2 separate regions of the Homo sapiens genome follow, and region 2 is linked to region 1. Evidence: read pairs that join two places in POLR2A ChIA-PET (ENCODE). Cell type or tissue: MCF 10A. All regions are shown on one strand.

Evidence for each region. Peaks named below come from ENCODE experiments on the same cell type or tissue, not always from the same donor. Only the 100,000 strongest peaks of a DNase experiment are listed, where the experiment ranks them.
Region 2: POLR2A ChIA-PET joins it to region 1 with 6 read pairs; 2 of 35 experiments call an interaction of 5 or more read pairs at or near these places.

Annotation. Positions count from the first base shown.
Region 1 is chr12:120,046,847-120,050,846 of GRCh38, reverse strand. The region is part of intron 2 of BICDL1 (BICD family like cargo adaptor 1); the gene reads right to left. LOC124903114 (small nucleolar RNA U13) reads right to left here and starts at 2,417; the gene lies at 2,319-2,417. In MCF 10A, no CTCF peak of the experiment used is centred here; no DNase peak of the experiment used is centred here.
Region 2 is chr12:120,246,710-120,250,709 of GRCh38, reverse strand. The region is part of intron 1 of PXN (paxillin); the gene reads left to right. It also overlaps the pseudogene RPS20P31. Among named protein-coding and RNA genes, the nearest start is that of PXN, 17 kb to the left of the region's middle. RefSeq lists an enhancer at 116-165. In MCF 10A, no CTCF peak of the experiment used is centred here; DNase peaks (open chromatin) are centred at 1,959 and 2,949.

The DNA.
Region 1 (4,000 bases):
TAGCCAAGGCAACACTGAAGAATTCTGTCTCTAATAAAAATTAGCTGTGCGTGGCACACAACTGTTAATCCCAGCTACTTGGGAGGCTGAGGCATGAGAATTGCTTGAACCTGGGAGGCAGAGGTTGCAGTGAGCCAAGATCGTGCCACTGCATTCCAGCCTGGGCAACAGAGTAAGACTCTGTCTCAAGCAAAAACAAAAAATGTCACAAAACCCAATGGGTAGTATCAAAATTAAAGACTTCTAAGCATTAGAAGACATCATTAAGAAAACAGATCTAGGCCAGGCGTGGTGGCTCACGCCTGTAATCCCAGCACTTTGGGAGGCTGAGGCAGGTGGATCACGAGGTCAGGAGATCGAGACCATCCTGGCTAACACGGTGAAACCCTGTCTCTACTAAAAACACAAAAAAATTAGCTGGGCGTGGTGGCGGGCACCTGTAGTCCCAACTACTTGGGAGGCTGAGGCAGGAGAATGGCGTGAACCCAGGAGGTGTAGCTTGCAGTGAGCCGAGATCACGCCACTGCACTCCAGCCTGGGCGACAGAGTGAGACTCCATCTCAAAAAAAGAAAAAAAAAGAAAAAAAAAAAAGAGAATAGATCTATAAAGCTCAGACTGGGAGAAAATGTTTATAACACATATATCTGACTTGTATTCAGAATATATAAAAACCTCTAACTCAATAAAAAGACGCGTAATTTTTTAAATGAGCAAAACATTCGAACAGATACTTCAAAGACAAAAATAAATGAATGGCCAATAGGCACATGAAGAAGTGCTCCCCATCATTAGTGACCAGGGAAATGTAAATTAAAACCACAATGAGATACCACTACATACTCATAAGAAGGCTACAATTAAAAGGAACAACAACACAAAATACTGGGAATGTCAACAACTGGAATTCCCACACACTGTTGGTGGGAGTGTAAAATGGCATAACCTACTTTGGAGGAATAAAAAGCTTTCCAGTTTCTTCTTAACCTAATGGACAGAGTTTAAGAACACATGTGACAACTGAAGAGAAAATTACCAAATTGGAAGACTAGTCAGAAGGAATTATCTACACTACAATACAGAGATAAAGATGGAAAATAGAAGCACTACGTTAGTATAGTCCCCATATGTTTAAACTGCAGTTCCAGAAAGGACAGAGTGAATGGGACCGAGGCAATACTTGATGAGATAATGGCTGATAATCTCCTAACAATGAAAGACACCAATTCACAAACTCAAGATGCCCAATGAAAACAAAGCAGAAGAAATAAAACGAAATCCACACCTAGATATATCATAAAGAAACTGCAGAGCGCCAGACTAAGATAATCTGAAAAAGAAGATAAAAGACAACCTTTCCAGAGAAAACACTTGGTTCCCCTAACGACCACAAATACGGCCCATGTTAGCAGATCTCTTTAAAATAAAAAGACACATATAAAAATGTAATATGAAAAGACATTTTCTTGCTGAAATCTTTTAGTACTTCCCTATTACAAACAGGCACAAAAAGCCTTCCAAGGCCAGTCACCTGCCAACCTTCTATCTCCTGTAACTCTGTCCCCTTTATCCTTGTTCTTTCCCTAGGCATGCTTCTTCCCTATTTTTCACAGGACTAACTCTGTCTTTCTAGACTTAGCTATAGCATCATCTCTTCCCAGAAGCTTTCTGTGCTCCTTGGCATTCCAGAGGGACCCTCCTTTGCGTTCTCAGAGCACCCCAGGCACAAACTCTAGCAGAGGACATATTACATTTTATGAGTTATCTTCTTATGAGTCCTTCACCTCATTTGAAGCTTTTTAAGGACAGTGACAGCATCTAATTCATTTTTGCATTCCCAGTAGCTAGTCCAGTACCTGGCCAAGAAATGCCTGAACTGAACTGAATGAAGGATCTTTCAAGGCTGAAACAAACTGTCCTTGAGAAATAAAAGTTTAAAGGTACAGTAGGTAACTACAGAATGAAAATAAGAAAAAAATCTCCAAGAAACTAGAGTAGACACACAGACCCCAAATTAAAAAAAAATGTCAACAAAAGTTTAATAAGCCTTTCTGTGTGGCTAGATTTATCCTAGGTACTGGGGATGAAACAGAGAAGGCAGATCTGGTACCATCTTAGATTTCAAGGATGTCAGAGCTGGACCTTGCCAAAATAAAAGAAAATCAGTTAAGTGAACTCCTTCATTACACAGATGAGGAAACTGAGGCCCAGAGGAGATGCCTTGGTCACAGAGTGAGTAAGGGATAGGTAACCAAATGAGATAGGGAAAAAATGGAAAAGCAAATCACAGGAAACAAGAACCTGTAATTTTTTTTTCCCACATCAGACAGGCAATGTGCTGACACTATAAGGTTTGAGGAAGACACACCTCAAACAAGTGTGAAAGCCCAATCATCATGTTTATGAACTACAAAAAGATCAAGGACCTGTAATTTTAACAGCAATGCACTTGACAGTGAAAGGCTAAAGGAGAAGAAACTAAAACAAAACTTAAGCTTAGCAGAATCCAGATGTTTGCAAATATGGAGGTTGTATTATCTTAACAATCAGGAGAAATAAAGCCTAAGAGTTCAAGGCTACAGCAAGCTATGATCGTGCCTGCAAATAGCTTCTGTACTCCAGCCTGAGCGACACAGTGAGACCTCTCCCTCTTAAAAAAAAAAAGGTAAATTCATAAGACATCAACATCTAGGGAGAAAGGTGAAAGAAAAAAAACTGTGTTGATAACATCAAACAAAGATCAGGAATTTCAGTAATAATGAGGCTGGGGAGAGTGATATAATAATCATAACAAATTTCAGAAAGTGTAAGCTTAGAAAGATTGAGGGAGGAAAGGAGTCATTTGCTTGTTTTTTTTATTTTATTTTTAAAAGACCTTCCATTTTGGAAATATACAAAGTTTCATGTCCCTATGAGAGATATAAACTATAAGACACAATCTTCATTCTTAAGTAGCTGAAGATGAGATGAACCCTTATGAAGCAGCCAATATAAAGCACAGAATAAATATTTGTATAAACTGGCAGGTGACTTGAGAAGTACACAAATAAGGCAAAAATACAGTAATTATCTTAAGGGAAGAATAAACAAAGTACATAGCTGTATGACCTTCAAAAATTATCTAACCACTCTCTACCTCAGTTTCCTCATCTGAAAGATGGTGATTAAAAAAAAACTACCTTTCAAGTTATGCTAGCATTAAAATGCAATAATATATATGAAATGTTTAGCACAGGTTAAATATGTAATACACTATAGCTATAATTATTTATGATAAAGTGAAAATTCCAAATAGAATATTGGCTTTAGCTCAAAGGAAAACATGCAGTTTGAGAGTTGAAACTTCAGAGATAATCTGGTTCAAAACCCTAATTTTGCAGGTGATGAAATTGAGGCATGGGTCAACAAAGTTAGGCCCGTAAAGATACAATTTGCATGAAGGTTCCTGCCCAGGATCACAGAACTTGTTAGCTTCTGACTCCCATTTCAGTTTCTTTCCATTTCATTACCCCTTTTTAAGTCAAAAACAAATAGTCAGATATTGGATGATTTCCAGGGATGACAAAAACTCATCCCCTGGAATGAGGAAGGTCTGATGGCCCTAACAATTGTGAGGGAATGCCTGATAAAGTCAATGCTTTCCTGGTCATACTGTTTATAGAAGGCATGTATAAAAGCCACTATGTGCCATTTAGAAGGTATACATCCACTAGATAGGGGCATGTTTAATTTTGTTTCATTTGAACTAATGTCTAAATTAGAGCACAATAAAAGTTTTGTTATTATCCTTTCGGTAACTATCAGAAACGTAATCCCTCAGCATCAAAGACCAGCAACTCCAGCAGCACCAGCTTTAATTGAAAAAGAAAAAAGGACAAATGTTAATACTGCTTTTGTTTCTGGAAGAGGACTATTATTCAATGTCAGATCCCTACTGCTGGTTACTAACATTTCAGAAGTCAGAACAGATCTTTTAATTTTATTTTTAAATGTTCTATGAGG
Region 2 (4,000 bases), 200 kb before region 1:
GGCCACACCCTTGGGCTGGTGGTGTTAAGTTGGGTTTTGGTTATATGACTTTTAATTTCCCCTGAGCCTCTTTGGTGGCTTTCATGAGGAAGTGGTGGGGGAGGAGGTGGCTTGGTGGCTTGGTTTATACTAATCGCTCATCTAACACTAATATTAGTGAGAGCTGCCACAGGGAGCTGTGCTGAGATCCACTCCCAGATCAGCCCTGGGCTTCTCCTAGCACTCTAGGCATCCAGAAAGCCTCATGGGGTGGTCTGGCCCCTGAGGCTCCTAGTAGCAGTAGAAAAAAGGAGAGTTGGTTTTCTGGACTGTGAACTTGGTGGTTGTACACTGAGTGGACACAGCTGTGTCATGAAGCTGGCCCAGTGACTGTACCCCTTTAGGGGTAGTTGATCTGTGGGACCCACCCTGGGCTCTGTTGGAGGTTTGAAGTGGCTCAGAGAGTCCTGGCCGAGCTTTGCCCCCTCTGTTTCCAGGAACATTCCTCTTCCTTAGGTGGAAATGGGAGTGTCCAATGGCCTGCACTTGGTTTCCTCTGGATTTGCCATTTCCCCTGTGTACTCCTGGCTCGGCTGGCCGGCTAAGGCAGTTTCTCATCACTGATGTGCTCTGGGACAGCTGAGTGGGATGGGCTCCTCTGGGGTGGGTGTGGAGGAGTGGTCGTGATGCCTGGAACACTGCAGTCACTCCTCAGAGACACGACTTGGCAGCCCTCCTGAGCCTGCCTGGTCACATGCTGCCTGTCTTGGAAGGTCCTCTGTCCCAAGCAGTGGATGTGCAGTTTCTTCACCCCTGCTTAGCTTCATCAGGCACAATGCGTCTTTGAGGTGAGGTAGCTGTTGGGATAGCTGGGTGGTCTCATTTCTTCCCTGCCTCACCACCTCAAATGGCCTCTTCTGCTGTGTCCTGAACTTTCCAAGAACTCCTCCCCCTTCTCTCTCTTTGGAAGTTGGCACTTGAAGTCTTTTTGTCTGGTCTTTGGAGGCAGCCAAGCCGGAAAGAAGCTGGGGAAGAAGATCGTTACCTGGAGGCGGTTGTCATGGCTTCCTGTGGTCACTTGTGGTCATCTGCTTCTAAACATCCTGTTTGTGCCTCTAGAGCAGCAGGAACAGTGACCAGGAGACAGCTGTTATCTGCCTGACTTTGGCCAAAGCATGGGGGCTGGGGTGTCACCATCCTGGGGGATGCTTGATTGGCTGATCACTGGCAATTGAGGGCATTGCTGGTAGCAGCTCCTTTGGGCACCACTGGCTTGGGCTCTGTCCTTCCTCTTCTCCCTGCTTCGACTGTCTGAGATTTTCCCTCCTAATGGCCTGTTGGGTATTATCAGTCTGCACTCCCCCTCTGTGCTTCTGGACTGATCCATTCTTTCTTAGAGTCCTCTGGTGCTTCCAGAGCTGGAAGGAACCTTAGGATGTCATTTCCTCCTATGCTTGGGAGTTTGTGGCCGTCATCTTCTTCAGTCAGAGCTGCTTACTTTTCTCTGTTTATATATTGAGCTTCCATCTAAGACCACAATTACAAAAGGGGTTTTGTGGATTTTTATTTTATTATTTATTTATTTATTTATTTTGAGACAGAGTCTTGCTCTGTCGCCCAGGCTGGAGTGCAGTGGTGCAATCTTGGCTCACTGCAACCTCTGCTTCCCAGGTTCAAGCGATTCTCGTGCCTCAGCCTCCCACGTATCTGGGATCACAGGTGCCCAACACCATATCTGACTAAGTTTTGTATTTTTAGTAGAGATGGAGTTTCACCATGTTGGCCAGGCTGGTCTCAAACTCCTGACCTCAGGTGATCCACCCGCCTCAGCCTCCCAAAGTTTTGGGATTACAGACGTGAACCACTGCACCTGGCCATAACTGCCAGCATTAATATAGTGTTACTCACTCTGTGGCAGCCACTGTTCTAAATACCTCCCTTACGTTCCCTTATCATTTCCTCACAACAGCCCTCTGAAGTAGGTATTCTAGCTGACGACACTGAAGCACAGAGAGGTGAGCAACTTGCCCGAGGTTAGTTGCTGATTAGTGGTGGAGCTGGGATTGGATTCAGTGACTGTCGCATACAGCCCTTTGCTGACATTGTAGACTCTGTTCTGATTCCTGCTCGCCAATGAGGGTGATGCCACGCGGTGCCACTGGGGAGGAGGGAAGAGAGGGGACAGTCTGGTGTGTGTGTGTGTGTGTGTGTGTGTGTGTGTGTGTGTGTGTGTGTGTGAAAGTCATCTGTGGATTGTATATGGTGTGCTTGGGGGTGCAGTAATTGAGGAAACATAGTCAACCAGGTGTCTGCTGAGGGCAGTGGGGGCTGTTGAACACTGACCCCTATCCAGGGTTATCAGGGACTGAAAATGACCCCAGGAGAAGTGTGGTGTGAGCTGGCGTGCTTCCCTCTGGGGAAGGTCTAGGGGCTGTGGACAGAGGAGGGAGCATTTCCTGCTCTGTGGCCATCCTCCAGCCCCCTCTTCTACCGTGAGCAAAGGCTGGGGTCCCTCATGTTCCCCAGACCAGCAGTCTGGCAGCCCTCTGTCCTCCTGCTCTTCACCTCTCTTGGGTTATTTGCTTATATCTTCCACTGGCTTCCTTTGGAAGAGTTTTTTCTCAATTATTGAGCTTTCTCAACTGGAGAGTCAAAGTCTCCAGTTTCCAACTAGGATTGTGGATTTGTCACTTTTTCTTTTCAATTTTGTCCATTTTTGCTTTATCTACTTTAGAGCTCTGTTGTTGAGTGGGTGTACATTTAGGATGATTATGTCTTCATGATGAATTGACTCATCATTATGAAATGTCCCTCTTTACCTCTGGTAATATTCCTGTCTGGAAGTCTGCCTTGCCTGATATTAACAGAAGCACTTCAACTTTCTTTCTTTTTTTCTTTTAAACAACTGCTATTCTGTTAATAAAATAGTTGCTTGAAACATCTGCAGTGGTGACTTTAACCTTGAATCTCAGCTCAGTACAGATGGACGTAATCTGCTTAGCAATCTCGGGAGGACCATCCAGGTCAGTGAGTCACTTGCGGATTCTCATCTGGAAACGATCCCTTGTCCTAGAACCTTCATCACGAGGCGTTTTTCTTATAGTGATTCTCAGAGTCTTGATAGGCATCTGAACTGATCCTTCACTTTGAGATTCTTTTCCTTTGCACCTCTGATCAAGTCAGCACACACCTTCTCCAGAGATTTGATGTTGCGGCAGGCTAGGGTAATTCTGATTTAATAAATTGCCACCTCTAGTTCCACGGATGGCTTTGAAAGCCATAGCTGTGGTGTGGCTTCCTAGCTGACTTGTTCTGGGGTGAGGGCAAACAGTGGCAACTCAGGAGCAGGCGAGGGCACACCAGAGTTTAGTGGCAGCTGCCAGCTGGCTCCCTCAAAGGGCCACTCTGCCTTCCTTGATATTAGTGTTTGCATGGTATATCTTTCTCCATTGCTTTATACTGAATCTATCTGTGTCTTTATATGTAAAGTATGTTTCTTGTAGATAGCATGTATTAAATACTGCATTTCTACCCAGGCTGAAAATCTCTGCCTTTTAATTGGAGTATATAAACCTTTTAGATTTTAAAGTAATTATCAATGTGGTTAGACTGAAGTCTATCATGTTGCCATTCATTTTCCATTTGTGCCATCTGTTTATTCTTTCTTCTTTTCTAGCCTTCTTTTTTTTAAAATTTTTTTTTATAGAGACAGGGTCTTGCTGTCACCCAGGCTGAAGTGCAGTGGTACAGTCATGGCTTACTACAGTGTCAAACTCCTAGGCTCAAGTGATCCTCCTGCCTTAGCCTCTCGAGTAGCTGGAATTACAGGCATATGCTAACATGCCCGGCTACATTTTTCTTTTTTTTTTTTTTTTTAAGACAGATTCTCACTCTATTGCCCAGGCTGGAGTGCAGTGGCGCAATCCTGGCTCACTGCAACCTCTGCCTCCCGGGTTCAAGTGATTCTCCTGCCTCAGCCTCCTGAGTAGCTGAGACTACAGGCACGCACCACCATGCCTAG